Regions from separate parts of the Homo sapiens genome. Here region 1 is linked to region 2. A link is a loop called in an ENCODE intact Hi-C map of the cell type or tissue named here. Cell type or tissue: CD4-positive, alpha-beta T cell. All regions are shown on one strand. Links, peaks and the distances in the headings refer to the core of each region. The heading gives the core; the rest is flanking DNA. Region 1 has its middle 61 kb from the start of RASSF3-DT. Region 2 overlaps RASSF3 (Ras association domain family member 3).

Evidence for each region. Peaks named below come from ENCODE experiments on the same cell type or tissue, not always from the same donor. Only the 100,000 strongest peaks of a DNase experiment are listed, where the experiment ranks them.
Region 1: it touches region 2 in a loop (14-fold over the local background); 110 of 110 quality-filtered maps call a loop at or near these places.

Annotation. Positions count from the first base shown.
Region 1 is chr12:64,540,246-64,556,491 of GRCh38, reverse strand. It overlaps a transcript of RASSF3 not described here. Among named protein-coding and RNA genes, the nearest start is that of RASSF3-DT, 61 kb to the left of the region's middle. RefSeq lists an enhancer at 6,840-6,889. In CD4-positive, alpha-beta T cell, for the core only: CTCF peaks have their summits at 6,516 and 6,715 (motif pointing left); a DNase peak (open chromatin) is centred at 6,731.
Region 2 is chr12:64,690,856-64,707,101 of GRCh38, reverse strand. It overlaps RASSF3 (Ras association domain family member 3), which reads right to left. Exons shown (of 5, transcript NM_178169.4): 4 at 15,523-15,632; 5 at 9,538-12,339. The coding sequence ends at 12,190. Among named protein-coding and RNA genes, the nearest start is that of GNS, 60 kb to the left of the region's middle. RefSeq lists a silencer at 12,619-12,913. In CD4-positive, alpha-beta T cell, for the core only: CTCF peaks have their summits at 8,670, 8,879 (motif pointing right) and 10,558; DNase peaks (open chromatin) are centred at 5,611, 7,161, 8,911 and 10,551; H3K27ac peaks cover 3,122 bases.

The DNA.
Region 1 (16,246 bases), core at 2,730-10,729, 150 kb after region 2:
GGGGCAGGCTCTTTTATAGAAGAACTCCCCACTTGGCCAGATGCAGGATTACACCCCTGTAATCCCAGCACTTTGAGAGGCCAAGGTGGGAGGATCTCTTGAGCCCAGGAATTCGAGACCAGCCTGGGCAACATGGCAAGACCCCATCTCTACAAAAAAAATACCAAAAAATTAGCTGGGTGTGGTGTGCATGCCTGCAGTCCCAGGTACTGAAGAGGCTGAGGTGGGACCTGAGCACCAGAGGCTGAGGCTGCAGTGAGCCATGATCACGGCCACTGCACTCCAGCCTGGGTGACAGAGTGAGATCCTTTCCACTCCCCACTCAAGGTCTTTTTAGAACTGTGCTGCACCCTCAGACTCTTCCCACCCAATCTCTCACCTTCCCCTCTCTCTTCACAGGTGTCAGCTCTGTGTTGCTGTGGGAAGGCTTTTCTCTTTCTCTGGCTCCCTCCCCTTTATCCATCACAGACATTCCCACGGTAAATCTCTCTCATGTGCAATCCCATCTTGGCTTCTGCTTCTTTGATGACCCAACCTATGCAGAGGTGTATCCTGAAGCCTCATTAATCTATTTTAAGGGGGAGACTTTTTCTTTTTTCTTTTTTTTAATAGATCTCTTTATGTTGCCCAGGCTGGTCTCAAACTCCTGCTTCAAGTGATCCTCCTACCTTGGCCTCCCAAAGTTCTAGGATTACAGGCATGAGCCGTGACACCTGGCCAAGGTAGAGGCTTTTTTTTTTTTTGAGATAGAGTCTTGCTCTGTTGCCCAGGCTGGAGTGCAGTGGTGCGATCTCAGCTCACTGCAAGCTCCGCCTCCTGGCTTTACACCATTCTCCTGCCTCAGCCTCCCGAGTAGCTGGGACTATAAGCGCCCGCCACCATACCTTGCTAATTTTTTGCATTTTTAGTAGAGACAGGGTTTCACCATGTTAGCCAGGATGGTCTCAATCTCCTGACCTCATGATCCGCCTGCCTCGGCCTCCCAAAGTCCTGGGATTACAGGCGTGAGCCACCGTGCCCGGCCGGTAGAGGCTTTCTATGGTAAAACAAAAATACTGTTCCATCAGAGTTTCTTAAGAGGTATACATTTCTTGTTTAAGACATTAAGATTCTAGCTGGGCACAGTGGTGTATACCCATAGTCATAACTACTCAGAAGGCTGGGGTGAGAGGATCCCTTAAGCCCAGGAGTTCAAGTCCAGCCTGGACAACATAGCAAGACTACATTTCTAGAATCAAATTTTTTTTTTTTTGACAGAGTCTGACTCTGTCACCCACTGGAGTGCAGTGGTGCGATCTTGGCTCACTGTAACCTCCATCTCCCGGGTTCAAGCGATTCCCCCACCTCAGCCTCCCGAGTAGCTGGGATTACAGATGTGCACCACCACACCCAGCTGGTTTTTGTATTTTTAGTAAAGACGGGGTTTCACCATGTTGGCCAGGCTGGTCTTGGACTCCTGACCTCAGGTGATCCGCCCACCTTGGCCTCCCAAAGTGCTGGGATTACAGGCATGAGCCACCATAAGTGGCCTAAAAAATTTTTTTTCAAACAATAAAACTGTAAGATCCAGAATCTTCCAGTTTTCAAAATGCATTATTCATTTATCCAACAAATATTAATTGAGCCTCCACTATGTGCCAGGGACTGAGAATACAATGGTGAAGGCGGCAAAGTCCTGCTGCCAGAGCTTATATTCTAGTGGGAGAAGATAGACAATAAACAAGTAAAAAATACACAAAAGTAATTTCAAACATGTTGTAATTGTCATGGGAGTTGGGTTCACTGTCATCCCATTTCTAGTTCCCCTTGGGAGCAAAATTCCTTGAAAGAATTGTCTGTACTCTCAGTCTCTGATCCTTTTCCCCTTTCTATTTAAAACACATTTTGGGCCAGGCACCGTGGCTCATGCCTGTAATCCCAGCAGTTTAGGAAGCCAAGGTGGGTGGATCACCTGAGTTCAGGAGTTCGAGACCAGCCTGGCCAACATGGCGAAACCCTGTCTCTACTAAAAATACAAAAATTAGCCAGGCGTGGTGGTGCGTGCTTATGATCCCAGCTACTCAGGAAGCTGAGGCAGGAGAATCTCTTGAACCTAGGAGGCAAAGGTTGCAGTGAGCCAAGATCGCGCCACTGCACTCCAGCCTGGGCGACAAGAGTGAAACTCCATCTCAAAAACAAACAAATGAAAAAACCACACACACATTTCAATCTACTGAATTTGCTCTTGTCAGGATTAATCCCTCCATTTGCTAAGCCCAGTGCTCATCTGAATTTTGACAGCATTGACCCTGAACCTTTGCTTTCGTCACATTTTATGAGGGACAGTGACCCAGAGAAGAGAAAGATAGTCATAGGTCTGAAAAGAGAAGAATGTGTTCTGTTGTGTTCTTCAAATCAGAAACTGGGCCAATGGGCTAAAACTACAGGGAGACAAATGCATTCTTAATCCAAAAGTGCATAGTCCTAACCATGCCCCAGACAACTTTTTTTTTTCTTTCTTTTTTTTTTTTTTTTTGAGACAGGATCTCACTCTGTCACCCAGGCTGGAATGCAGTAGCGTAATCACAGCTCACTTCAGCCTTGGCCTCCCAGGCTCAGGGAATCCTCCCACCTCAGCCTCTCGAGTTGCTAAGATTACAAGTACATGCCACCATGCCTGGCTAATTTTTGTATTTCTTGTAGAGACAGGTTTTTGCCATGTTGGCCAGGTTGGTCTTGAACTCCTGGGCTCAAGTGATTCACCCACCTCCACCTCCCAAAGTGCTGGGATTACAGGTGTGAGCCACTGCACTCAGTCCAGACAACTTCTTAAATTAAGAAACTTCCCTTCTGGAGAAATGCTTACGTAGAGGCTGGATGGTCACCTGTTGGATTATAAGCCTGATTGGAAAGGAAGTCAGGTTGCCTGACATCCAAGGTCTCGTCTCCTTCTGAGATTTGGTGATTTCTGTGACCTGGACAGTGCATCAGATGTTTTTTGACCCCAAATGGCATACTTCTCTTTGCAAATGACATATTATCCTGAAGCATCTATCTTCTTGTAATTCTTAATAACTCTTCCAAATTTCTTTGCAGTAGTTTACCAGTACCACAATTGGCAAACTTTCAACTCTCCCTGGCCCAATGTCAGGAATATTTAACCCCCCGGTCCACCCTCACTTGTCAGCAGTTCTGCACTTAGACATATAGCTGTTTGCTTCCTATTTAAACTGAACCTAGTGTAATTATTGAACTGGACTTCTAATAATGATATTAACAAAGTTACCGAAAAGGAAAAGCTAACAACTTGCAGACCTCTAAAGTTGGTACTGAGCATATAAAATATCATGTGATATCAAAAAGAGATTGTGTGGAAAGTGCTGCAGGATGAGGGCAGACAGAAAACGTTTATAGACTCACAGGCCTTTGGTGTGTGGCACCACACCCGGCTAATTTTTGTATTTTTAGTGGAGATGGGGTTTTGCCATGTCGGCCAGGCTGGTCTCGATCTCCTGACCTCGTGATCCACCCGCCTTGGCCTCCCAAAGTACTGGGATTATAGGTGTGAGCCACCGAGCCCGGCCCCAAGTTGCTATTTTTGAAAATAAGGACGGAGGCCGGTGAGCAGAGATTGCGCCATTGCACTCCAGCCTGGGTGACAAGAGCGAAACTCCATCTCAAAAAAAAGAAAGAAAGAAAAAGAAAATAAGGATAGAATCAACCCAAATGCCCACCAATGATAGACTGGATAAAGGAAATGTGGTACATATACACTATGGAATACTATGCAGCCATATAAAGGAACGAGATCATGTCCTTTGCAGGGACATGGATGGAGCTGGAAGTCATTTTTCTCAGCAAACTAACTCGGGAACAGAAAACCAAACACCACATGTTCTCACTTATAAGTGGGAGCTGAACAATGAGAACACATGGACACAGGGAGGGGAACAACACACACTGGGGCCTGTCAGGAGGTGGGGTAGCGGGAGGGAGAGCCTTAGGAAAAATAGTTAGTGGATGTTGGGCTTAATACCTAGGTGATGGGTTGATAGGTGCAGCAAACTGCCATGGCACACATCTGCCTATGTAACAAATCTGCACATCCTGCACATGTACCCCAGAACTAAAAATAAAAATTAAATTTATCCTGCACATGTACCTGCACATCCTGCACATGTACCCCAGAACTAAAAATAAAATTAAAAAAAGAAAATAAGGGCAGTGGAACCCAGGGTTCAAATCTCTTGCCCGAGTTCTCCTGGGTCTCAGGTCTCAGCTTTCCCTCTACCCTTTCCTTTCTCTCTTTCCTCCTTCCCTTTCTAGCCAAGCGCCCTGGCTCCCCAAAGTAAATTTTCCCATGTCCTTTAAAAAACAAAGCACAGAGAAAATGTTGCTTGCTCAGAGTCACATTACAATATTTAAATAAAACTAACTCTAAGGCCCCCCTAAATTTAGGGTCTGGGTGTGACTGCATTGTTTCTGTTCTTGGACCAACAAACCCCAGGGGTTTTCTGATGGCTTTTGGAAAGCTGTTTGCTCTTGTGTAAGGCGGGTGGACGTTGCTGTGCACATCTCGTAATCTATTTGAAGATAATATCTCTCAGTCTCACAGAAAAACTGAAAATATTTTGGAAAACATTTCGTAGTTGTAAAACTAGCTGTGGACCTTTGGCAAGTTGGTTCGCCTCTCTTTAACTGAAGACTGCTGTTAACCACAAACACGCTTACAAACCATGTGTCTATGCCAAGTTCTAGGCTAAATGGACAAATACGATTGTTGTGAGTATTAAAGAAAACAATAATATTAGTTAACATTAATTGAAGTTTCCCACCAAACACCAGGCTAAGTACTTTTCTATGCATTGCCTAATTAAATCTCCACAGCAATGCTAAGTAGTAGACATGATTACATTTACTACATGCATATTATTTTTGAGACAGGGTCTTACTCTGTCTCCCAGATTGGAGTGCAGTGGCATGATCATGGCTCACTGCAGCCTCAACCTCCCAGGTTCAAGTGATCGTCCCACCTCAGCCTCCTAAGTAGCTGGGACTACAGGCGCGCACCACCATGCCCGGCTAATTTTTGGCATTTTTTGTAGAGCCAGGGTTTTGCCATGTTGCCCAGCCTGGTCTCAAACTCCTGGGCTCAAGTGATCCACTCGCCTCAGCCTCCCAAAGTGCTGGGATTACAGGAGTGAGCCTATTAAATACATTTTGCATGTTATAGTGCCCGCCTATTACATACATTTTATGGATGAGATTAAGTGACTTAACTAAGTCCATTCAGCAAATATGCGGCTGTATACCTTGACCGTCCTTGCTCTTAATCTGTGCATAGGTACTTTGTACATGTCTGGTACTGTAAAGTGCTGTAGAAGTAAGTCTAGTGGCCATCTTTGGGGGTTATGGATATTCCTAACATCTTCCTCTGGTCTCTGCCCCTACTTCTGAATTTGAATAAGGGTGAAACCAAGATCAAACAGCCATCTCGGGCAAGCTTGAGGAGGGAAAAGGAGTCATAGAAACAGTAGCCTAAGGAATGTGTGGGTGGAGGTGGGGTGCTGTGGGTTGAAGTATTCCCTTAGCAGTGAGCCGGCAGGATTGGAACATTTTCGGGCTTTATGGACATGAGCATCAGCTCTTTCTCTCTTTTTTTTTTCCTTTCTTTCTTTCTTTTTTTTTTTTTGAGATGGAGTCTCTCTCCCTCTCTCAGGCTGGACTGCAGTGGCTAGATCCTGGCTCACTGCAACCTCCTCCTGGGCTCACGCAATTCTCCCACTTCAGCCTTCCAAGTAGCTGGGGTTACAGGCACCCACCACCACTCCTGGCCTCCTTTTTCTTTTCGTTTTTTGGAGACGGAGTCTTGCTCTGTTGTCCAAGCTGGAGTGCTGTGCCACAATCTTGGCTCACTGCAACCTTGCCTCCCGGGTTCAAGCGAATCTCCTACGTCAGCCTCTGGGATTACAGGTGTGCACCACCACACCTGGCTAATTTTTGTATTTTTAGTAGAGATAGGGTTTCGCCACGTTGGCCAGGCTGGTCTTGAACTCCTGACCTCAGGTGATCCACCCACCTCGGCCTCCCAAAGTGCTAGGATTACAGGCATGGGGCACTGTGCCTGGCTATTTCTCTTTTCTTTTCTTTCTCTTCTCTTCTCCTTTTCTTTCTCCTCTCCTCTCCTCCTCTCCCCTCTTCTCTCTTCTCCCTTTCTTTCCCCTTCTCGTTTCCTTTCCCTTTCTTGTTTTCCCCTTACATGTTAAATATATTGAAGAATAATTTACACAAAATAAAACGCATTCTTCTTTGTTTCCTTAGTTTTAAAGCAAGATTTATCTCCTTTAGATTCCCAGTAGGAAAAGAGAAAAGAGAGGGCAGGAAGGAGAACTTTAATGGAGGTGGGAAGGGGGTGGGGGGCGCTGAGACTATAGATAAAATCTCTGTGTTATTTCTTCTTTTGTAAAATCACTTAATTTCTGTAAAACTTAATCACCTCCCTCATCAATCAAAGTGAGAATAATAATATCTTGATAGACTTGTGGTAAGCATGAAAGAATATCTGACAGACACAAAGAAGCTTAATTCATGTTAACAATGAAATGATATTGATATGATTGTGTCTAAACCTTAGGACTGTGCAAGGAGTGCTCAAAAACACAAGCAATCATTAGATATTTATTGTTTTTCTTTGAATCCGTGGCACACAGACAAACATATAGGAGTCAATGCTAGAGCTCCCTCTGGTGGCTTTGCTGTCACAAACACACCAACTACTGTATCCCTACCTCCGCTTATGGGGCTCAGGAGAGAGAGGCTGTGCTGGCTGCTGGCCGCCATGTCAACACCCCCCACAGGAGGGGAGCTTGGTAGAGGCCTTGCTACAGGTGCTTTCATCAGAAAGTTTTACCATTGACTCCTAATGATTAAGAATAATTAATTCCCCAGGTGTGAAATTGAACTGTGTGAAATTAGCTGGTATTGAATCTTTACTGACAGAAATGGTAACTTTATGTCATTGAATCTAGTAATTGCTGCTATAATTAAAAATCTGAGTGTGTAAAGTAGTAAATCAGTTACAAAGGAAACAAACATACAACAAAGGAAGCAAAGTGCACAATGACTTTAAGAATGACTTTGTGGCCTCTGATTAGCTTTCAACATTTAAAAATTCTTTTTAGAGATAGGGTCTCACTATGTTGTCCAGGCAGTTCTCAAATTTCTGGGCTCAAGTGATCCCCCCAAAGTGTTGGGATTATAGGCCAGAACCACTGCACCCGGTCTTCTGTAGGATCTACAACTGGCAGAAGAACAGTCTGTCTCTCCACATTTAGTCAAACCCCTCAGGGATTTTAATAACTAGGACTGTTTTCCTTATTTCCAGTATCTCTTCTAACACCTTCACCCTTATGTCCCCACCTTACCCCAATTAGAAATTCAAGTGTTGTTGGGCTATCGTACCCCACTTTTCTGGGAGTTCACTCAGACCTTCCCTTTCCTTTCCCACTTGGGAAAGGATCCACTCTCAGGGCCTTGAAGACAATTGATTGTGAAGTCCACATCCTCTGAGAAAGACCAGATCAAGGGCTTACAAAAATTACTAACCTCTGAGTCTTAACTTCACTAATGACAATTTGAAAATTGGAACAGATCAAACCACTGGATCATTCCCTCACCCTGCCCACCAAATCTTAAAGCACTAAGCCCTTTAAAATTGAATTTTAAAATGGATTTAAAATTTAAAGATTTTAGGTGGAATACATTACTCAGGAGACTATGGATGAATTTATAGTGAGCTAAGTTTGTTTGTGAACTGCTGGAAAGGGTATAAACTGGTATGAAGTTCCTATTAAAGAAGTTGGCAGTATGTATTAAGGGCTATTAAAACTCTTGACCGATAAATCCTCCTTCAGAATCTGTATTAAGGAAACAAGAAGAAATGTAGGAAAAGATTTTCATACAAAGATATTGTTGCAGCTTCATGTTCAACAGTAAGAAATGCACCAAAAGAAGTAAAATTGTTGGCCAGGTGCTGTGGCTCATGCCTATAATCCTGGCACTTTGGGAGGCCAAGGCAGGAGGATAGCTTGAGCCCAGGAGTTCGAGACCAGCCTGACCAAGATGGTGAGACCTCTTCTCTACAAAAAAAATAAATAAATAAAAATAAAAAAAACTAGCTGGGCATGATGGTGCCTGCCCATGGTCCCAGCTACTTGGGAGGCTGAGGATCCCTTGAGCCCAGGAGATCAAGACTGCAGTGAGCTGTGATTGCGCCACTGCACTCCAGCCTGGGCGACAGAGTGAGACCCTGTCTCAAAATAAATAAATAAAATACAATAAAAAATTTAAAAAGATATGAAGTAGAATTGTTAAATCAATATGAAAGATTCATAAATATTACACCTTAGAGCTCACTTTTTCAGAGAATATAGAGCGGCAGGAAACATGGTCACATTGTAAGGAAGGGTGAAAACATATCTATGTCTGTATCTATCCAAATACTGATTTCCAGTTTTACGAAGAAATACATATAGACAATGGACACTGAAAAAAGAGAGGAATGAAGGACACTAAAATACTAAGGGCAATTATATCTCTCTGGGTGGTGGGATTATAGGCAATTTTAACGTTTTTCTTAACCTTTTTACATTTTCCACAGTTTCTTTAATAATCATGCATTGTTTTTATAATCACAAAAATATATGCAATACAACAGGAATTTGATCCTGAATCAAGGTTGTGGGGGGGAAGAATTTGATTTGAAAAATCGATCAAAGTTGAGTTTCATCTTCTTCATGGTATTGAATTTAGAAACTGAATACCAGCTTTCATCAAACTCTAAAGCTGACAAATAACTAAATATGTTTTAAAATATTTTATAGTTGAAAAGTTCCTTCCTTCCTTCCTTCCGTCCTTCCTTCCCTTCTTTTTTCTTTCTCTTTTTTTTGAGACGGAGTCTCACTCTGTTGCCAGGCTGGAATGCAGTGACATGATCTCCGCTCACTGCAACCTCCGCCTCCTGCGTTCAAGCGATTCTCCTGCCTCAGCCTCCTGAGTATCTGGGACTACAGGTGTGTCCCACCACGCCCAGTTAATTTTTGTATTTTTAGTAGAGATGGGGGTTTCATTATGTTGGCCAGGATGGTCTCAATCTCTTGACCTTGTGATCCGCCTGCCTCAGCCTCCCAAAGTGCTGGGATTACAGGCGTGAGTCACCGTGCCTGGCTTTTTTTTTTTTTTTTAGATCAAGTCTCTCTCTGTCACACAGACTGGAGTACACTGGTGTGATCTCGGCTCACTGCAACTTCCACCTCCTGGGTTCAAGCAATTCTCGTGCCTCAGTCTCCTGAGTAGCAGGGATTACAGGTGTGTGCCACCACACTTGGCTCATTTTTTAATATTTAGTAGAGACGGGGTTCACCATGTTGGCCAGGCTGATCTTGAATTCCCAGGCTCAAGCAATCCACATGCCTCGGCTTCCCAAATGTTGGGATTACAGGTGTGAGCCACCATGCCTGGCCCCAACAATCTTTCAATGTCCTCTCCATATCAAAAAGTGGGAGCAAAATAAGAATGAGGGAATGGTTTTTGTGGTTCTTGGCCAAATTCTATAGCTTCTAGGAGTTTCTGCTTAAATAGTTCTTTTCAAGGACCAAATTGAAACCTTTCTGAAGTTTATCGCTCTATCAGTGCTTGAAGCCAACAACACTGGGGATTATAATTGGGTTGAGAGATCTCCTACATAATCAGCTGACACACATATCCAAAAGGCTAAAATCCTGGGTCTTGAGATATTGACAAGATTTAGAATTCTGTTAATGACTTGAGAACCATTGCATTTATCATTCATCACCTTTAAAGCCAATAAGAAAAAAAGTTAAGTGCAGTATCAAATCAATTCACAAGAGTAGACTGATTTGATAGACTATTAAAACAATGTATTGGCCAGGTGCAGTGGCTCACGCCTTTTATCCCAGCACTTTGGGGGGCCTAGGCGGGTGTATCACGAGGTCAGGAGATCGAGACCATCCTGGCTAACATGGTGAAACCCCGTCTCTACTAAAAATACAAAAAACTAGCTGGGCGTGGTGGCAGGCGCCTGTAGTCCCAGTTACTTGGGAGACTGAGGCAGGAGAATGGCATGAACCCGGGAGGCGGAGCTTGCAGTGAGCCAAGATCGCGCCACTGCACTTCAGCCTGGGCAACAGAGCGAGACTCCGTCTCAAAATAAATAAATAAATAAATAAAACAATGTATTACAGCACCACACTTCGGGTATGCAAAAGTATTTGGGAAATAATCTAATACTTATGATGCCTTATGAAGTACGTATCATTATCACCTGCGTGTATATACAGAAAATTATGTGCTGGAGTGGCATTTTTGGCATTCTTTTTTTTTTTTTTTTTTTTTTTTTGAGACGGAGTCTTGCTCTGTCGCGGAGGCTGGAGCGCATTGGCGTAATCTCAGCTCACTGCAAGCTTCGCCTCCCTGGTTCACGCCATTCTCCTGCCTCAGCCTCCAGAGTAGCTGGGACTACAAGCGCCTGCTGCCACGTCCCGCTAATTTCTTTGTATTTTTAGTAGAGACGGGGTTTCACTGTGTTAGCCAGGATGGTCTCTCTCTTTTTTCTTCGAGGCAGGGTCTCACTCTGTCACCCAGGCAGGAATGTAGTGGTGTGATCATGGCTCACTGCAGCCTCAACCTGCAGGGCTCAAGCGATCTTCCTGCCTCATTTTAAATTTTTTTGTAGAGATGAGGTCTCACTACATTGCGAGGCTGGTCTCGAACTCCTGGGCTCCAGTGATCTTCCTGGCTTGGCCTCCCGAAGTGCTGGGATTACAGGCATGAGCCATTGCGGCCCGCCAAGAGGAGCTTTCTTAAATGAGGGGATTCTCACCCTAATCTAGAATAATTTTATGCTCAACCCATTGGGAAGCCGCCTTTCACGTGATCTTTATAAACCCGTCTATCAAATCAAATCTGGCACTCTCTAAGACATCAATTTCTGAATCTTAAATTCTGTAATTTTATAAGAATTGAACTAAAATAAATTAAATATCAAAATACTTCATCATTTTCTAAAATTTTTAGAGCCACATCAGAGAGCTCAGTATTACTTTTTCAAAATCAATATAAGAAAACAATGCGAGTTACTCAAGTATCAGTAGTTCAGGTACCTTTTGAGAAACTTTGCAAAGCATTTGTTTAAACCTTACACTTGAACTCCACATTTTTTTCCAAGCCAAACAAGCATATATTCATTCTCCCTAGAGCTGCTCATAATACCTCTATTATCCTCGCTGCTGTCTCCCAAGTCATCCTATTAAATTACAAGCTGCATCCCCAATCCAAGCTTTTTTTCCTGACATGAAGGCATTTTCTTAATTTAAAGGCTAGTACAACTTTGCACAAACTCCAATCGGCTCCAGTTGTAAACTTCACATCAGATACTACATAAAACGAAGCCATCAATCTGCCAGAAAAGCTATTGTTCATGCCCTTTACAGATTCCCCATTAGCTTTCTGTGTCCCTGCCAAGTGTAATTGAGTTGAATGGGAATTTAGCATATGTAAACCACACACGCTGAACACACTCTTCTAAACAGCTATTACTGTTCTGATCAAGAGTTAACTTTGTTAGGGAAAAACAAGTGGCAAACTCATGTATTTGGTCTTTTGTACTCAGCATTGGTCAGAGGGCAGTGAAGAATCAGCCTCTTGGCCTAAACTGAAAATTAGTTTCATTACCATATGCAGGAAGGATAAATATTGCTGCCTAGTTTCAGTAATTCTATCCAGACATGCCTGTGAGCTCCCAGAAACTGACAAGACACTCAGATAATTTAATGCAAGTGCCCCCAAACCGTTGAAAAAATAGCCTTTTTTTTTTTTGAGACAGGGTCTCACTCTGTTGCCCAGGCTTAAGGGCAGTGGTGCGGGTCCCAGCTCACTGCAGCCTTAACCTTGCCAGCTCAAGTGATCCTCCCACCTCAGCCTCCCAGGTAGTTGGGACCACAGGCGTGCACCACTGTGTCTGGAATTGGTGGGTTCTTGGTCTCAGGGACTTCAAGAATGAACCCGCGGACCCTCCCGGTGAGTATTACAGTTCTTGAAAGCAGCATGTCTGGAGTTTGTTCCTTCTGATGTGTTAGAAGTTTGTTCCTTCTGGTTGGTTCGTGGTCTCGCTAGCACAGTACTGAAGCTGCAGACCTTCGAAGTGAGTGTGAGAGCTCTTAAGGCAGTGCGTCTGGAGTTGTTCATTCCTCCCGGTGGGTTCGTGGTCTCGATGGCTTCACGAGTGAAGCTGCAGACCTTCGCGATGAGCGTTTCACGGTGGGCGTTACAGCTCATAAACGCAGTGTGACCCAAAGAGTGAGCAGTACCAGGATTTATTGCAAACACCTAAAGAACTGTGCGGAACGGGACCCCCACCGAGGTGCCAAGGCGTGCTCTGGCAGCCTGCTTTATTCTCTTATCTGGCCCCACCCACATCCTGCTGATTGGTCCATTTTACAGAGAGCCAATTGGTCTGTTTTACAGAGAGCTGATTGGTCCGTTTTGAGAGGCTGCTGATTGGTGCGTTTACAATCCCTGAGATAGACACAAAAGTTCTCCATGTCCCCACTAGATTAGCTAGGTACAGAGTGCTGATTGGTGTATTTACAAAGCCTGAGCTAGACCCAGAGTGCTGATTGGTGCATTTACAAACCTTGAGCTAGATACTGAGAGCCAATTAGTGTATTCACAATCCCTTAGCTAGACATAAAGGTTCTCCAAGTCCTCACTAGACTCAGGAGCCCAGCAGGCTTCACCCAGTGGATCGCGCACTAGGGGCGCAGGCGGAGCCACCTGCCAGTCCCGCGCCGTGCGCCCGCACTCCTCAGCCCTTGGGCAGTGGATGGGACCGGGTGCCATGGAACAGGGGGTGGGGCTTGTCGGGGAGGCTCGGGCCGTGCAGGAGCCCACGGCGGGGGGCGGGGGAGAGCGGGGGGCGGCGGGGGGAGGGTGTGGGGGAGTGGGGGAGTGGGGGGTGGGCAGGCGGGTGGGGAGCGGGGGGCGGGCGGGCACGGGGGGGGCGGGCGGGGAGCCGGGGGGCGGGAAACTCAGGCATGGCTGGCTGCAGGTCCCGAGCCCTGCCCCGTGGGGAGGCAGCTAAGGCCCGGCGAGAAATCGAGCGCAGCGCTGGTGGGCCGGCACTGCTGTGGGACCCAAAGCACCCTCCGCAGCTGCTAGCCCGGGTGCTAAGCCCCTCACTGCCTGGGCGGGCGGCGCCGGCCGGCCACTCCAAGTGCGGGGCCCGCCACTCCAAGTGCGGGGCCCGCCACTCCAAGTGCGGGGCCCGCCACTCCAAGTGCGGGGCCCGCCACTCCAAGTGCGGGGCCCGCCACTCCAAGTGCGGGGCCCGCCACTCCAAGTGCGGGGCCCGCCACTCCAAGTGCGGGGCCCGCCACTCCAAGTGCGGGGCCCGCCACTCCAAGTGCGGGGCCCGCCACTCCAAGTGCGGGGCCCCGCCAAGCCCACGCCCACCCGGAACTCTATCTAGCTGGCGCGCAGCCCCGGTTCCCGCCCGTGCCTCTCCCTCCACACCTCCCTGCAGACTGAGGGAGCCGCCTCCGGCCTCGGCCATCCCAGGAAGGGGCTCCCACAGTGCAGCGGCGGGCTGAAGGGCTCTTCAAGTGGGGCCAGAGTGGGCACCGAGGCCGAGGAGGCGCCAAGAGCGAGCGAGGGCTGCCAGCATGCTGTCACCTCTCACCACCATGCCCTATTAATTTTTGTAGTTTTTGTAGAGATGAGGTTTTGCCATGTTGCTCAGGCTGGTCTTGAATTCCTGGCCTTAAGCAATCCACCCACCTCGGCCTCCCAAAGTGTTGGGATTACAGGCATGAGTCACTGTGCTTGGCCGAAAAAATAGCCTATCTTTTAAGAAGAACCTTGATGTGTCAGGAGAGGGGATGCTATAGTTGAGTCTGCAGAGGAGCAGGCATCACTGCCAGCTGTACCCCTTCCCTTCTGGTCTCTCAGCAAACCAGGAGAATAGAGTGAGAATGGATGTGCTGGCTGAAACCAGGTTGAGGATCTACTAGTTCTACCAGTTGAAGATCTTTGCTTTAACCAGTAAAACCTGACAGATTTCCCCAGCACAGTGTTCATGCTCAGGTTCTTTTGTTTTGTTTTTTTGAGGTGGGATCTTACTCTGTCACTTAGGCTGGATGGAGTACAGTGGCAGAATCTCAGCTTAATGCAACCTCCACCTCTGGGGCTTATGTGATCCTCCTGCCTCAGCCTCTTGAGTGGCTGGGTGAGTAGCTGGAACCACAGGCACATGCCACCACACCCAGCTAATTTATTTTTATTTTTATTTTTATTTTTTGTAGAGATGCGGGTCTCACCATGTTGCCCAGGTTGGTCTCAGACTCACGCTGAGGCTCTTCATCGGATTAAAAAAAAAGTCAACACACATTTACAGTTCATGTCCTATTTTCCGCAGCAGGAAGTATGTCTGTTAACAAGATTGCATCCTGAATGTGGCAAGTAATCAAGCAGATGAAAGCCTCATATCTTATGACAAATCTGTTGGATAAAACTACTGATATACTCTATCTTATTGTTTCTAAAATTATAACCCAAGATTAAGCTTCAGATGCAACAGGCGGCAAGGAGAGAAGCAATGGCAATGAATGAACCTGAGCTCGATCCTCTGAAGATACATACGTAAGCCATGGAGATAAAAAGACCATTCTATGGGGTATGAGTGATGGGAGTGACCGAAACGCACGATGTCCACAAGCACCAATAGTGCCTACCTGACTGTTCTTTTTGATTGAATATCTTACTTCAGAAGTCGGCATGCAGCTTGATACGTTCCCATTTTGTGGATAATCCAGATGTACCAGGTCTCGGCAGTGAGCATGACATATATATTTACCCTCTGAAAGAGAAAGCACGTTAGGTTCCCAGTTAGGTCTGTGTCGTTCTCTGTTCATCCAACAGGCCAAGGGAAATTGAACCCCCTCCCCTGCTCAAAAAGCCAGCATTCAACCTGGAATAATAAAAATGAGTTTGTGTGGGGCCCATCTGTTCACAAGGCAGAGCCATTTAACCTAGACTATCTTGGCCTCCTCTGAAATTCAATCACACTATCACTGAATATCTTTCACAAAGACAGGAGATTAGGCTACGATACATTTTTTTTCTTTTTGCAAGGTTTAAATTAAGACAACATTGGCCGGGCGCTGTGGCTCATGCCTGTAATCCCAGCACTTTGGGAGGGCAAGGCGGGCGGATCTATTGAGCCCAGGAGTTCAATACCAGCCTGGGCAACATGGCGAAACCCCATCTCTGTTAAAAATACAAAAATCAGCCAGATGTGGTGGTGGGTGCCTATAGTCCCAGCTACTTGGGAGGCTGAGGCAGGAGAATCCCTTGAACCTGGGAGGTGGAGGTTCCCAAGTGTAATCCCAAAGTGCTAGGATTACAGGCATGAGCCACCACACTGGCCTTACTTAGAAAAAAAAAAAATTCCAGCCTGGGCAACATGGCAAGACCCTATCTCTACAAAAAAAATACAAAAATTTGCCAGGTGTGGTGGCACACACCTGTAGTCCCAGCTACTTGGGAGGTTGAGTTGAGAGGATTGCTTGAGCCCAGAAGGTCGAGGCTGCAGTGAGCTTTGTTCAACCACTGCACTCCAGCCTGGGCAACAGACTGAGACCCTGTCACCAAACGCAGTGATGCAATCATAGCTTACTGCAGTCTTGACCTCCTAGGCTCAAGCGATCCTCCTGACTTGGCCTCCCAAAGTGTTGAGATTACAGGCATAAAACACCAGCACAGCCTCACCTATCAAATATTCAAAATTCATACATGTTGTAGCATATATCAGTTCTTCATTTCTTTTTACAGCTGAATAATATTCCTTTATATGAATGTAACACATTTTGTTTATTCTTTTATCTGTTGATGGCCATTTAGGCTGTTTCCCCTCTTTGGCTGTTATAAATAATAGCCAAACATTCATGGACAAGTTTTCCTGTGTACATAATGTTTTCCATTTTCTTGGATATATACCTTGGAGTAGGATTGCTGGGTCATATAGTAATTCTAAGTTTAACTTTTTGAGGAACTATCAAACTGTTTCCAAAGTAAGTATTTTTAAAACATTTACCTTAGCCACATTAAGACACATAAATAAGAGCTGCCACAATTTTATTCACCAGCAAATAGATTTCTCTCATCAAGAGTCTGGTAATGTAACCCACTGAAG
Region 2 (16,246 bases), core at 5,564-13,563:
GGTCTCTGTAACTTCCAAAAGCTGGTGCGAGGGAGAGTTGCAGCTTGGGAGAGTGGCCCCTCAGCAGCTGCAGCACGCCAAGATTCTGGCTGGGTTTCCGAGGCACCTGTTGTCCAAATCAAGACCATCAGTCACTTCTCCCTTCCTCCTCCCAACGATGGGAAAGTAGCTCAGATGCACAATTGATTCTGTTCCCACTTAAGTCCCTAAGAAAGGGGCTGCTTCGTGTACATTTTCTCCCAGTCCCTTTTACCCAGCGTCTCCCAGATTAAGTGAGCAGCACACTAATTAGGCCTGAGATCAACATGACAACTCGGGTTCTTTCCAGCAGTCTGGTGCAAGTGACTATTCACTTTGTCATCTATCAGGGCAGGCTTCAGCCTAAAGCTCAATGCCCATCAATGCTCCCACAGAGGATGAAGCCCATGATGCCACGTCTGGTCCTCTGCACAGCAGGGGATAACAACACTCTGGCCTGCAATCATCCTGGCCCCTCTCCTTCTTCCTGTAATGCCAACGAAGGTCCTGTTTAAGAGTTCAGCCAAAGGTGAACACTGGCTGGATGAGGAGCAGCAGGAAGCTGCAGCTCCGGGTCTCTCTGTAGAGGGCTACCTTCCTGTCTCAAAGCTGCCCAACTAGCTGTTTCCAGACATGTCTATGAAATGTTTAGTCCCACAAATGCTGTGCCCTGCAGCTAGGAGAGATGCAAAGTGAACTGAAGATATGGTCCAGTCTCCAAGGAGATTACTATCTAGGGGAGAATTTACATGCATAAAAACATGGACTAGAAACAAAGGTCAAGGCCCCCGACTGCACCGACACACAGCCGTCTGGTTTGGATCATGCAACACCACTCTGTGCCTTATGTTGATATGAAAACCTGGGCATCCCCAGTCTCAGCTGCTCTGAGCATTTGGACTCTATCTTGTCAAGGAAGAAAGAACACTTTGTGACTGTATTTTTAGGGAGCACAAGGCAAGGCACTAAACAATCTGGCCTACCAATCACCCTAAGAATCTTGAATGTTTTGCTTTTAACTCTATTTCCTTCCCTTAGCATGAATTTTTATTTTATCTTATTTTATTTTTTGAGATGGAGTTTCGCTCTTGTTGCCCAGGCTGGAGTCCAATGGCGCAATCTTGGCTCACTGCAACCTCCGCCTTCCAGGTTCAAGCGATTCTCCTGCCTCAGCTTCCCGAGTAGCTGGGATTACAGGTGCTCACCACCACGCCCAGCTAATTTTTGTATTTTTTTTAGTAGAGATGGGGTTTCACTATGTTGGCCAGGCTGGTCTCAAACTCCTGACCTCAGGCGATCCACCCACCTTGGCCTCCCAAAGTGCTGGGATTACAGGTGTGAGCCACCACGCCCGGCCATGAATTTTTAAAAGAAAACAAAACCCTTTCTGCTTGGAAAAATGTCCATCTTGGAAATTGGCACCTAGGATGCCTCTAGAATGAGAGATAAGCATCTATCATTGGCCCAGAATTGAAACAGCCACATTATTGTAGGAACAAATAGTTGGAAAATAATACCATCTCACGCTATACCAGGAATTACAATGCACAAGATACTTGCACATTCCCAATTTGGTCCTCACAGCAGCCCTGTGAGGTAGGCAAACAAGTGATATCCTCTCCATTTTACAAGGGGAAAAAATATGTTTGAGCCAGAGCAATTGCCACTGTAAATTTTTCTGGGGGGAGGGCGGCGGGGACAGAGTCCTACTCTGTCGCCCAGGCTGGAGTGCAGTGATGCGATCTCAGCTCACAGCAACCTCCATCTCCCTGGTTCAAGCAATTCTCCTGCCTCAGTCTCCCAAGTAGCTGAGAGTTGGGCGCCACCATGCCCAGCTAGGTGCATGTTGGCCAGGCTGGTCTAGAACTCCTGACCTCAGGTGATCCTCCCGCCTCAGCCTCCCAAAGTGCTGGGATTACAGGCGGGAGCCACCGCGCCTGGCCTGCCATTGTTAATTTTAACTCCACCCTTGCCAAAGATGAACTCTTAACATGAGGAGAATTATTTAGGCCTAAAGTTCTTTGCTTATAATATTATAGGTTGGTACAAAAGTAATTGAGGTTTTTGCCATGGGGAGGCGGCGAACCGGCAAGAGTAATCCCGATAAAACACACTGTCAAAAAGAAAGACCTCAGACACCAGTCCCCACCATGCAGAACATGTTCATGTAAGTTATTCTTCTAGGTAACCCCTCCTCCTCCTCCTCAAGATCTCAGCTCTAAATCACTTTCTCAAGGACGCCTTCTCTGTCCTCCTGTTATACACTCATAGTACACTGAATTTTATCTCTATGACACTTAACAGTTTACACTACACATGGACTCTGATTTTCATAACAGAGTTCATGATGTTCTCACTCATCATAATCTACCCAGTTCTAGGGGGTGGGTCATGGGACCAGGCAGTGCGGACTTGAAAAATAAAAAATAAAAACAGGCCAGGTGTGGTGGCTCATGCCTGTAATCCCAGTACTTTGGGAGGCCGAGGTGGGCAGATCACCTGAGGTCGGGAGTTCGAGATCAGCCTGACCAACATGGAGAAACCCCCGTCTCTACTAAAAATACAAAATTAGCCAGGCGTGGTGATGTATGCCTGTAATCCCAGCTACTTGGGAGGCTGAGACAGGAGAATCACTTGAAAGCAGGAGGCGGAGGTTGCAGTGAGCCGAGATGGTGCCATTGCACTCCAGCCTGGGCAAAAAGAGCGAAACTCCATCTCAATTAAAAAATAAATAGGCCGGGATGGTGCCTCACACCTGTAATCCCAGCATTTTGGGAGGCCGAGGCGGGCAGATCACAAGGTCAGGAGATCGAGACCATCCTAGCTAACATAGTGAAACCCTGTCTCTACTAAAAAAATACAAAAAAATTAGCTGGGCGTGGTGGCGGGCGCCTGTAGTCCCAGCTACTCAGGAGGCTGAGGCAGGAGAATGGCATAAACCCAGGAGGCAGAGCTTGCAGTGAGCCAAGATTGTGTCACTGCACTCCAGCCTGGGCGACAGAGCAAGACTCCATCTCAAAAAAAAAAAAAAAAAAGAGTACAGATATCACAGGATACAAGGACATTAAATAAGATAGAAAGGAGGGAGGGAAAGAGGGAAAGAAGAGACCACATGTAGACCCGACTGTGTTTCCAATAATGTGGAAGCTTAAATGTTAGGTTAGAATATTATAGATCATATGCATTAAAGCTTCATACTGCAGACACTTGTAAACAGTAAATTCCTGAAAGACCTATGAAGTTGGTTGCAGCAGCAATATCAGCACTTGTCATTTGGCAAGCTTCTTTGAAGCTAGCCAATAGATAATAGAGGTCACTATATACATACATATATATATGTATGTATACATACATATATATATGTATGTATACATACATATATATATGTATGTATACATACATATATATATATATGTAGAGAGAGAGAACAGAATAAGAGTAACAAGAGTAATTTTTTTTTTTTTTTTTTTTTTGAGAGGGAGTCCCACTCTGTCACCCAGGCTGGAGTACAGTGACAAAATCTCGGCTCACTGCAACCTCTGCCTCCTAGGTTCAAGAGATTCTCCTGTCTCAGTCTCCCAAGTAGCTGGCCACAAGTTTCGCTATGGCCGGCACGGTGGCTCATGCATGTAATCCCAGCACTTTGGGAGGCCGAGGCGAGCAGATCACCTGAGGCCAGGAGTTTGAGACCAGGCTGGCCAACATGGCGAAACGCCATCCCTACTAAAAAAAAAAAAAAAATCTGCCAGGTGTGGTGGTGGGCACCTGTAATCTCAGCTAATTGGGAGGGTAAGGCCCAAGAATCACTTGAACCCGGGAGGTGGAGGCTGCAGTGAGCCAAGATCATGCCACTGCACACCAGCCTGGGCAACAGAGCGAGACTCTGTCTCTAAATAAATAAATAAATAAATAAATAAATAAATAAATAAAATTTTGAGAAAATCTAGTTGATCAATGGCCTTTCAACAGAGGTCTAAGATCCAATTAGCCATGGTCCAGGGGAACAGGGTATATAGAATTGTCCTTTCCAGGGCTAAGTGAGGCAGGTCAGAAAGCCTCTTTGCAGGCTAGTCATTACTCTCAATTTGGAAGTAATTTATTTAAAATTTCAAAACAAGGGGTATGAGGGAAATACTCTGTGCACAATGATGTATCCCTTCAGCCCCAGAAACCCTCTGTAGAGCTCTAGGATTTGCAGTCAGCATTTGAAAAAATAGGGGGCACTTATTAAAATGGCAGATTCTCAGGGGCCAGTACCAGAGATTCAGATTAAGTAGCTTCAGAGTCAATGAACAGAAAAATCTGCCTTTAAAAAATCAGCCTGGGCAGTGGCTTACACCTATAATCCTAGTGTCTTGAGAGGTCAAGACAGAAAGATCATGAGGCCAGGATTTCGAGACCAGCCTGGGCAACATAGCCAGACCTCATCTCTACAAAAAAATTAAAAAATTTGCTGGGCATGGTGGCATGCCCCTCTAGTCCCAGCTACTTGGGAGGCTGAGGTGGGATGATTGCTTGAGCCTAGAAACTAGAGGCTTCAGTGAGCTATGATCATGCTACTGTGTAACAGAGCAAGACCTACCTCGAAAAAACAAAATTCAGCACCTTCCACAGTTCCGAAGGCAGTCTGTGAAGAAATAGTGTGGTAACCTCATTTTGTCTTGAAATATCTTCCGAAAGATCCTAAACGTTGCCTTTTCCTAACTACCACCTTCATAACAAATAACTTTCCATGATAAAGGGGACATTATTTCTGGCCTCCCCAACACCACTACACCCTTAAAGCCCACTTCCTTCCCCAGCACACACAAACTCCTATACAAACTGTATCTAGATAAAGGCGATAGAACTGGAAGTTTTCTGATGGCTGGGCACAGTGGCTCACCTCTGTAATCGCAGCACTTTGGGAGGCCGAGGCGGGTGGATCACCTGAAGTTAGCAGTTCAAGACCAGCCTGGCCAACATGGTGAAACCCTGTCTCTACTAAAAATACAAAAATTAGCTGGGCGTGGTGGTGGGTGCCTGTAATCCCAGCTACTTGGGAGGTTGAGTCAGGAGAATCGCTTGAACTTGGGAGGCGCAGGCTGCAGTGAGCCAAGACCGAGCCACTGCACTCCAGCCTGGGCGCAAGAGTGAGACTCTGTCTCAGAAAAAAAAAAAAAAAGAACTGGAAGTTTTCTGAAAGCTGGTCTTTTTGTTCCTCAGTTTCTATGGTTGGCCTTACCTGCTCAGTCAAGCATCTTTTATTAATAAGGCCTCGAAATACTCAATCTGACCTAAACAAAATTGACTATGAATGTTTTCCTTGCAAAGATCACATATGCAAGAAAAATGTTTGAAATGTTCACCATCTTTAAAAGAATCTGAAGACACCATTTATAGTTCTGAGTAAAAGGTTTGAATTTAAGCTGTTGCCTCCCTGCCTGCAACAGCAGTAATTCAAGAATTCTAAGTTTTGGCAAGGCACTAAAGTTTGCTGCTTCAGAATTTTTAGAATTTAAACAAATTTTATTGCACCTGTAAATGGAAAAACCCTGTAGAGCAGAGCCTCCCTAGAAAGCCACTTCAGAGACAGGAACCACAGAGGGCTTAATGAATCCCACGTGTCCACAAAGCGTGGCTCAACAGCCGGCAGTACATATGCCAGCAAACACAAACCAGATAGATGCCCTTAATGACCCAGGCCCATTGTAATCGGAACTCCTCGTTTAGAAAGAGAAAAAAATGAACTCTCCTGATTGAAATAACTCCCTCCCCAAAACAAAGTCAAATCCCAATTTCTTTTGAGGTTTACAAAGAGCCCTGATGTTTTGTTGTTTGTGCGTAAATAATACTTAAAGGTGCTCACATTTCTCAGAAACAAGAAGAAGAGAGGAGCTTTCAGAGTTCACTTGATGCCAAATGCAGCCTCAGCCAGACACGTGAGAACCACAATCATCCTTTGGAAACACTATTTAAGATCAAAGGGGTCTATCCTGTACCCTGCTATTCTCATCTCCTGGAATAGGGAAAGACTTGTCAAAAAACAAAACAAAATGAAACCAAAACCAACAGGCAAAAAAACCCCAAAAGACAAAAAACAAAAACCCAAACCCAGATCCAAGCCTGAAGATGGAATAAATGATTTAGCTTCAGAGTTGTTGGTATATAACCCAGCTAGTCCCCACTCCCTCCTATTCCAGCCTTCACCACACCTGCCCCCCCACCTTTATCCTTATATAAAACTTCTTTCTTGAACATTCAATTAAGCAAGTAGTGATTCACACCACACAAGCATATGCTTTAGACTTTGAATACTTACCTCCTAGTTTCTCTCTGCAGAGGATGAGCCTTGTTTGGGGGAATGGTTCCATGAGTCAAACCTTTGCACAAGTTTTGTGGCTCCTATAGCACTCTGTAGTACTGAAGCTGTTCTTCTGGTGGTTCCAGGAGAATTGTCTTACCAACTACAGTGAGACCACTAAGTTTGGTTACCTGCCGTGTTATTTCCCCCATGCAACAGAACCTCTAAATGAAAATACAGGTCTGGGCTGGGCATGGTGGTTGTAATCCCAGCCCTTTAGGAGGCCAAAGCAGGAGGATCACTTAAGCCCAGGAGTTTGAGACCAGCGTGGGTAATATAGCCTGACTCCATCTTTACAAAAATGAAAAAAAATTAGCTGGATGTGGTGGCAGGCACCTGTTGTCCCAGCTACTTGAGAGGCTGAGATGGGAGGATCTCTTAAGCCCAGGAGGTTAAGGCTGCAGTGAGCCGTAATCACGCCACTACATTCCAGCCTGGATGACAAGGTGAAACCCCATCCGAAAAAATAAAAAGAAAGCACAGGTCAGCATTTCATTCTATGTGACTTAGTATAATCACCTGAATGAAATGATAAATGAACCAAAATGGATGAGAACACACTGATATCAACAAACCCCAATGGCACCAAAACAGTTACGCTTCTGGGCAAACTGTCCATTACGGCAATTTAACAGACTTTTGCTCCTTTACTCAATAGGCAATTTAACTGAGAAACTAGAGAGCACTTACAGGAAAAGATGGTAGAGAAACGGGGCAGTGTCCGGCTCTGCCACTCACTCACACAGTGGCCTTGAGCAAGCTGCTAAACCTCAACATGTCCATTTCCACATTTGTGAAAAAAGGGATATGACGAAATAGTGTGATAACGTCACAGGAGAGTCAATGAGTTGATACATATTAAGCATTTCAGAAGAATGCCTAGCACATGGTAAGCACTTTGTTGGCATTGGCTACTATAGTGTAGACCTTCACCACCACCCTTTTTTTTTTTTTTTTTTTTTTTGAGATAGAGTCTTGCTCTGTTGCCCAGGCTGGAGTACAGTGGCGCAATCATGGCTCACTGCAGTACTCACGGCTCACTGGAGTACAGTGGCGCAATCACGGGGCTTGAACCCCGCCTCCCGGGTTCAAGCAATTCTCCTGCCTCAGCCTCTTGAGTAGCTGAGACAGCAGTCGTGTGCCACCACGCCTGGCTAATTTTTATATTTTTAGCAGAGAAGAGGTTTTGCCATGTTGGCCAACCTGGTCTTGAACTCCTGGCCTCAAGAGATCAGCCCGCCTTGGCCTCCCAGAGTGCTGGGATTACAGGCATGAGCCACTGTGCCTGGCCCCTTTTCTTTTTTTTTTTTTTTGAGACGGAGTTTCACTTTGTCGCCCAGGCTAAGTGCAATGGGGCGATCTCGGCTCACTGCAACCTCCGCCTCCCTGGCTCAAGCAATTCTCCTGCCTCAGCCTCCTGAGTAGCTGGGATTACAGGTGTGCGCCACCACGCCCAGCTAATTTTTGTATTTTTAGTAGAAACGGGGTTTCACCATGTTTGGTCAGGCTGGTCTCAAACTCCTGACCTCATGATCTGCCCACCTCGGCCTCCCAAAATGCTGGGATTACAGGCATGAGCCACCGCGCCCAGCCCCCTTCTTTCAATAAAACAAAATACCTAATTAGCGTTATCTGACAGTGTCTCCGAATTTGTCACCAACTGATAACTGTTGTTTCAATAAATATTCATGTGAGCCAGGCACGGTGGCTCACACCTGTAATCCCAGCACTCTGGGAGGCCAAGGCCGGCAGATTACCTGAGGTCAGGAGTTTGAGACCACCTTGGCCAACAGGGTGAAACCCCGTCTTTACTAAAAATACAAAAATTAGCCAGGTGTGGTGGCACACGCCTGTAATCCCATCTACTCCAGAGGCTGAGGCAGGACAATTGCTTGAACCTAGGAGGTAGAGGTTGCAGTGAGCCCAGATCGTGCCACTGCACTCCAGCCTGGGAGACAGAGTGAAACTCTATCTCAAAAAAAAAGGTTTTTTTTTAGTAATAAAAATTGACTTAAAAAAAAAAGTCCTACCTGTAATCCCAGCACTTTGGGAGGCTGAGGTGTGTTGGTCACTTGAGGTCAGGAGTTTGAGACCAGCCTAGCCAACGTGGAGAAACCCCGTCGCTACTAAAAATACAAAAAAAAAAATTAGTCGGGTATGGTGGCAGGCACCTGTAATCCCAGCTACTAGGGAGGCTGAGGCAGGAGAATCGCTTGAACCTGGGAGGTGGAGGTTACAGTGAGCCAAGATCATGCCACTGCACTCTAGCCTGGGTGGCACATTGAGACTCCATCTCCAAAAAAAATAAAGGATAAAAATATAAAAATTCCCAAACATTCTCCACGCACCTTGGGTAGTAACCCAAGTAGAACCCCCAAACCTGATTCCTCTGAATATTTCAGTAGAAAAGCAAAATTATACAGAGCCATAATTTTCTATCACAGTATTTTTATTTAGGGAGCAGCTATGGTACGTGAAAGGCCTCTACCACCTGGTGCCAGCCTTGCTCCTTTCATCAGCCCCTCCAGGGGGCAGTGTAGTAGTAAAAACACTCCCAACAGCAGGCATGGAAGCTGAAACCATGGCACAAAGCCGAGGTGCAGGTGCGCAGAGGGTGGCACTCCATCGTCCCTGTGGTTCCCCAGACACTATCCATCCCATCTGTGTAAGGCAGTCATGGTGACCAAAAAAATACAAATACTCACTTTATGTTGAAGTGGTATGTTTCAGGGGTAGGAGACCTCAGGGCAAGAACAGGGGTGGAGGGAGAGATTTCTAAAGAACTGACAAGGTTCTATTTTAGTAATGGTCAGGGGGTGTCCATTTTATATAATAATCCTTTAAACTGTTCGCATGCTTTTTTATTTTTATTTTTTCACTCTCGGCCTCCCTCCTCTTTTGCATGCTTTATATACTTTTAAATGTGTATATTTCAAAAATTAAAACAATTGTTTTAAATACATTGGAATATGCTGTGTGAGCTTAGGGTTATTTTTCCTCAGAGGATAAGGCAAAGAGAAAATGATATCTGGGAGAACAAATATGACCCACGCGAACCTAGTAAAGTTGTTGCATTCCAGCATGTGTCCCTGTGTATATGTGCAAAAGCAGCTCAGCGCACTCCTGTGACCTTTTTAAATCTAGCATATTATCATAAATAAACACACATAAACAACTAATAACTTCAATTTTTAATAATGGAAACAATTTTGCCATTCTAGAAACTATTTTAGGGGAGAAAAATCTTCCCTACAAAAATAAACTTAAACCCATCAAAATTATAAATATTATAACTTTTTACTTCTGCCATTTAAAATGCTCTCCTGCAATACCACCCCTTCATTTAACATCCTTCCTGTACCATCACATATTGAAGAGAAAACAGTATTACAGCAAAGCTTAGATAGTTTAACATAATGATTTGTACAATGATTCTTAAAAAATCTTTGGCCTTAGTGGCCTTTTTTCTTCACTTACACATTAAAAATGCTGCTGCAGTAACCAGTGTTTGGGAAAGGACATCAGTCTTCAAGAACCATAAACTGACAGAATTTCAATACAGTAGGTTTCCAAATTGCAATTTGTAGTGCACATGACAGTAAGCGAGGTTTTGGGTAAATATAGATGAGGATGCCTATTCAGACAATCTACTTCAAGTAAAAAAAAAAAAAAAAAAAAAATTCACAGATACCCATCAGCTACTACTTTAGGTTCTAACAGTGTCTTAATCTGAGAAACAAATGCTTCACAAAATATAAGTTTACTGGGATGAATAATTAAAAAACCAGGTGGTAATAACAATATACTCAAATCCAGGCCATAGTCTGAATAATAAAACCAGTACAAAAAATCACGAAGGCATTCCCTGAACAATAAAGGTAAAGTGTTGGATGACAATGTCACTAAAACCTCATCAATGTACAAAAGAGAAGTTACATGCAAAATTAAACAAGATGTGCCATACATATTTTATAGCTAATTCTATTTTTTTCAACTTTCCTTAAATGCTTAGGAAGATATGATTGTCTCAGTAAATTGTGTGGCACAGCATAACAACTTAAGTCTGCCTCCAACAAGATGGGTATTCTCCAAAAAGTCAGAAGAGCCACCAAGAGACGAACAGAAATGCAATAAAAGGCACAGTTCACTTGGGCAAAGAACTGAAGCACCTTGGAATTTCAAAAAGAATCCATTAGGTGTCACCAAAGTGTTAACAATTCCTTGGGAATTTATAAACAAAAAATATCTAGACTAAAAATAGAATATAAGGCCCCTCTGGAACCACTGCACACCTTTCCCTCTGTTCTCAGATTAAACTGCTGCATAAAATGAGGTTATTTAGCCTGTTTTTAAGGAAGGCTTCTATTGCACATGCATCTCTTTGGTTGGTAATAACATGTACTTTTGTTAAAATATTTCCATAATGAAGCCCTGTTGTGTGGTTAGCTGGGTGTGGACTTTCCTCCCTTTCTTGGGGGCCCTCCTACTCACAGTCAAGTTGCCCTTTAGAACTAAAGATCTGGTAGGATTGGGTCTTTATTCAATAGCCCTGTTCTCTATTATGTAAGAACAGATTTCAATGTAGAAAAGAAAGGGAGAGGGAGAGAGAGGGAGGGAAGGAGGGAGGGAGGGAGGGAGGGAGGGAGGGAGGGAGGAAAAGAACAAGGTAGGGTGGGAGACAGCAGGGAAGGAAAGAAAAAAGGGAAGAAAGGAAAAGGAAAGGAGGAATAAAAGGGAAGAGAGTGATTGTCACCAAAGTTTACTTGACAAATATCCTAGCTAACAATCAAGGGAAAAACAGCTGCCCCTACCCAAATTCCGTCTCAACTTTGAAAACCACCTGTGGGGGGAAAGCTATACACTATGTAACTTAACAAGAGTTAGTGAACTGTCACTGTCCTGCCTATGCAGAGCAGCTACACCAATCAGACCTTCCACTCCAAAAGGGCAGAATTAAAGGGTCGGATCCAGCTGCGTGAGGCCCACCTCTGCCCAGGTCAGTAGGCTACACCTGCCTGATTCTCTGATTGGTCAGCTGCAGAGTTCATGGGTCCCTCCTTTTGGTTTAGCTCCTGCCTCTGGCTCTGTTCCCATATTCTACCCACCAGGAAACCAAGCGATCCTAAAATGGGTTTAACACCTCCACACTGAATGCTTTTAACTCGTTTACAAGCAACTACCCCTTTCTCCACTACCCCTAACTGAAAAGCCAAGTCACCTTCCATAGCCCGCAGCACTCGCCACCACCGCACATGCCTTCTTCCAAACTTACACTTTGCTTTCTCTGTCAACCCCCTAACAAAATCCTTCACAATAAATTCCTCAGAGTTCCTAGATTCCTGTGCCTTTCGATTCACATGGATAGATTCCTCTGACATTAAAAAAAGAAAACAAAACCAAACAAAAAACCAGACAGGTAGTTTCAAAATAGGACAAGTATTCAGAAAGATTCCTAGTTAAGCTTTTTAAAAAATCAACTGCATATCTGTAAGCTTAACAGCATCATCACATAATTAAAATAACCAAAAAAAAAAACACCCCCAGAGTTCATGCTTCCAAGCACCCTCGAATGCTCCTGATGAGGCGACAGGTTCACAGCTTGCCAAGAGGTAACACTGCGGTGCTGAACAACAAGCTTGCAGAGTCCCTTACATGGGACGCTAAGGTGCAGGATGCTGTGTGACCAGGTTTGGGGAACAAAATCTACAGATAGAAAGGCGAAGACCCTAGCATAGTGGGGCAAGACAGCAGCCCTCTGAGAAGAGAGGCACTTGCTGCTGTTTTGTACATCGGTCCTGCACCGGGCCTCACGGGCAGGGAGCCCCGCTTTAATCAGGCTTCCACACCTCACGGAGGGCTTCTTCCAGCTTCTGCCTGTAGGCTGTGTAGCGCCTCTTCAGGTTCTGCAGCTGTTCATCTTCTTCCTTGTCCAAGATGCGCAAGAAATTCTGTAGTTCTGGAAGGCTGAAGGCTTCCCACTGTCAGGAAACACAGAAAGAAAAATGCCAGATGTTTAATACTCAGTTAGACTTAGGAATGCTGACCAGGAGCTCCCAGAGGTGCGGCTGCCCTCCCCTCCCAGCCCCATGCCGCAGAAGGTGTGGTCTGCAAGAGCTGGGGTGTTGCCAGCCTAAGGGCTCCCTCCACTCCCACTCCCACCTCAGCTCACACCAATCACCTTCCTACCCTCTCCTCCCACTGTTCAAGACGATCTCCCTAAAAGCCAGAGACCTCCATATCCCTAAGTCTATTGGACACTTTCATTCCTTACCTGATTTGACCCCCAACAGCATTAAAAACAATTCGACAGTCCTTTCATCTTAACCTCGAGTCCTCATTGTAACTGACTTTCTTACCTCGCATAATCAGTCTTATCACCCCCAAACAGTTCTCCATTCAGCCTTTTCTCCCTCGGTACGGCCCCTTGGTGCTAGCTACTATCATCTATTCCTGCATCGCTGGAACAGCTTCCTACCTGGCCTCCTCACTCGGCTCTTATGCTCCCCCATCTGTTCCCCAAACAGAACATCCTTTGTAAAATGCTCATCTGGCCAAGACTCTCCCCTGCTTAGAACCATCCAATGGCTTCCCTTAGTTGCTGATGCTGTCTGAAAGACTCTAAACTCTCCGGCCCCATCTCTCTCTCACCGAGCTTCACTCTCTGCCCAAGTGGCACGCATTCTCCCCTCCTCCACTTTGCCTGGCTATGAACTACTCATCCTCCCCATCTCAGCTTAAATGCCACTTTCTCTAAGCAGCTTTCCACAACTTCCTCTCCTCTCTTCCCACCCAAGGCTAAGTGTATCAAAAGCCTTCACAGAGCCCCTGATCACAACCAAGATTTTTAAATTACAATTATTTGCTTAATATCTATCTCACCTGCACCTTACCTACACCACAGCTGCCGTACTTCTCGCTATTTGGAGTTTATCTCTTGCCTTGAGGCTCTGAGCCTTGTTTCCCTAACAGCTCCTAGTACTTATTTAGCAGGCACAAAATAAGTTTTTAGGCTGGGCATTGTGGCTCATGCCTATAATCCTAGCACTTTGGAATGCTTAGGCAGGAGGATCATTTGAGCCCAGAAGTTCAAGACCAGAAGTTCGAGACCAGCCTGGGCAAAATAGTGACACCAGGTCGCTACAAAAAATTTAAAAATTATCTGGCTGTGGCAGTACATTCCTGTAGTCCCAGTTACTTGGGAGGCTGAGGTAGGAGGATTGCTTGAGCCCGGGAGATTGAGGCTGCAGTGAGCCATGATTGCGCCACTGTACTCCAGCCTGGGTGACAGTGCAAGACCTAGTCTCTTTAAAAAGAAAAAAAAAAAAATTAAAACAGATTTTAAAAAATAGAAGCAGTGAATGTCAAGGAGGGTATCTAGCATCATCTACGAGGTTTTTTCCAAACACATCCTCCTCTCCCAAAGGGGGCCCTGGATCCTGGTGGAGAACTGCTGTCTGATGGTGTAGAGAAAAGATTCAAGATAACCAAATACAAACAAAGAGTGAAAAATAAGTAAATCCACCAAATGGGCTCAGTGGTAGAAGAATTCCTGGAGAACAGTTTAGGCTGGTTATTTAAAAAAAAAAAAAAAAAAAAGAGCAACATGGAGTAGGAGAGCAAAACTTCTACGTTAGAATATTCTGTTAATTTTTAAAATTTTAACAGATTATCTTTCACCTATGTTGAAGTCTCCAAAATAAAGACATCATATAAATATCCCTCCCACCCCCTAACAGCTATGGAAATTTCTTCCTCAGTTCAGTTTTCCTTAAATAACTGAGAAATAAGAACACCATACAGAGGTCCAGTACAGCAGTCTGGAACAATAAAACCCAATGTCAAGTCAATTTCAAAACTAAGTTAAGGCCAGGTGCAGTGGCTCATGCCTGTAATCCCAGCACTTTGGGAGGCTGAGGTGGGAGGATTGCTTGAGCCCAGGAGTTTGAGACCAGCTTGGGCAACGTAGTGAGACCCTATCTCTAATTATAATTAAAATACAATAAAATAACCAAGTTAATAAAATTCTTGCCCAATGTAGTTCTAGTTGCTACTTAAAACACTAAGTACAAGAAAAATAAAACACTGAGTAGACTATGCTAATGTGTCTGGCTTAAGCTGGCAGAGGGAATGGTCACCATCTGCAAAGCCAAGTCAGATTTCTGCACCCTGCCTTCTCCCCAAAATGAGTCTGAATGTCTTGAAAAGCTTCAAAACACCAGAATCAAAAGAAACTTCAAAAACATGTAAAACCACTGTCTTCCTAAAACTCCCTTCACTTACATGTATACATTTCTAATTGTGACTCAAAGCCCACCTTGTAAAGTGTTTAGTCCCACTTAACAGATTTTAAAACTGAGGGCTAAAAGATTAGAAGACTTATCCAAGGTCATGCTACTAATCTAACAAACAGTAGGAAACAGAGCCGTTTCCTAACTTTTAACCTAGAAACCCTATTCTCAATTGCACCATGTAGGACATTTCACACCATTTCCTGTTCCAGACAGAAGACTGGGACAGGAGCTTGGGATTTGCTCAAGTGTCATTTAAAGCTGACACTTGATCTAGAGGGCAGGCTCAAGTGCTTTTTTTCTTCTACTGAACTGGCTAAATACAATCCTCCCTGGAGACAACATGGCAAATGATGCACATGGAAACATAATTTCTTAATCAGTTGACTGGGCAAGGGGGAAAAAAAAGATGCTAGAAAGCTAAATGCCTTCCATGGTAAAGAGATCGAATTTCCTTTTATATCCCTTTAGAAGGGAATTAGCCTGGAGACTTTTGTTAGTAGCAAACACATGGTGAGTGTCAACTTTCAAAGTTCAGCTGGACTGGAGTATTTTGGAGGTGGGAAGGGGTGAAAATGACTCTCTGGATGGAGATCAAGTAAAAAAACTTTATTTTCTCCCACCTCTGAAAATGACAGACTAATAATATAAGGTTGTGAGAGAATGACATCATAGGCTAACTTTGGGTTCATTTCTGACAATTCAAAATCCCTCTCCCTCTCCCTGCCCTCCAACTCTCTTCTCTTCCCATCCCCCTGCCCTCCAACTCTCTTCTCTTCCCATCCCCCATCAATAGCCAAGTCACTAGGCTACTGCAATAAAATAGGGCCAGCTGTTCTGTATAGTTTAAAGCAATAGTGAACAATAACTTACCTCTCCAATTTCATGTTCACGAAGAACAAAACTAAGTGTGTCTGTTCTGGGCCCTGCTACCAAACGCAGGTAGAGTGGATGTTCCCGGTCTGAGAGCTTGCAGGCGTAGACTGGGTAAAGAAACAAGCAGCATGTTACAGAGTATTCAGCCATTCCTGAGACCACTTCCCCATTGTGATCCCCTCCTCCAGATCAAGGTAACCATCCAAGTTACCCCAGCCTCTAAGTCGCCAGTCGGCTCATCTTATTATTTAATACCAGTAGCCCACAGTGGAATAAAATCTATTCTGTTTCTGTTCAAATATAAACTGTGCCTTGATTAAGAAGGAAATTATTTTCAAGAATAAATTTTAATAGATATTAGTCCCAAAATATGCTTATAGTTAGCTCTGCTCTTCCTTTTAGAAAACAAGGTAAGAGCCAGGCATGGTGGCTCATGCCTGTAATCCCAATACTTTGGGAGGCCGAGGTGGGCGGGTCACCTGAGGCCAGCAGTTTGAGACCAGCCTGGCCAACATGGCAAAACCCTGTCTCTACTAAAAATACAAAAAATCAGCCGGGCGTGGTGGCGGGCACCTGTAATCCCAGCTACTTGGGAGGCCGAGGCAGGAGAATCACTCAAACCTGGGAGGTGGAGGTTGGAGTGAGCCGAGATCGTGCCATTGCGCTCCTGCCTGGGCAACAAGAGTGAAACTCTGTCTCAAAAAATAAATAAAATTTTTTT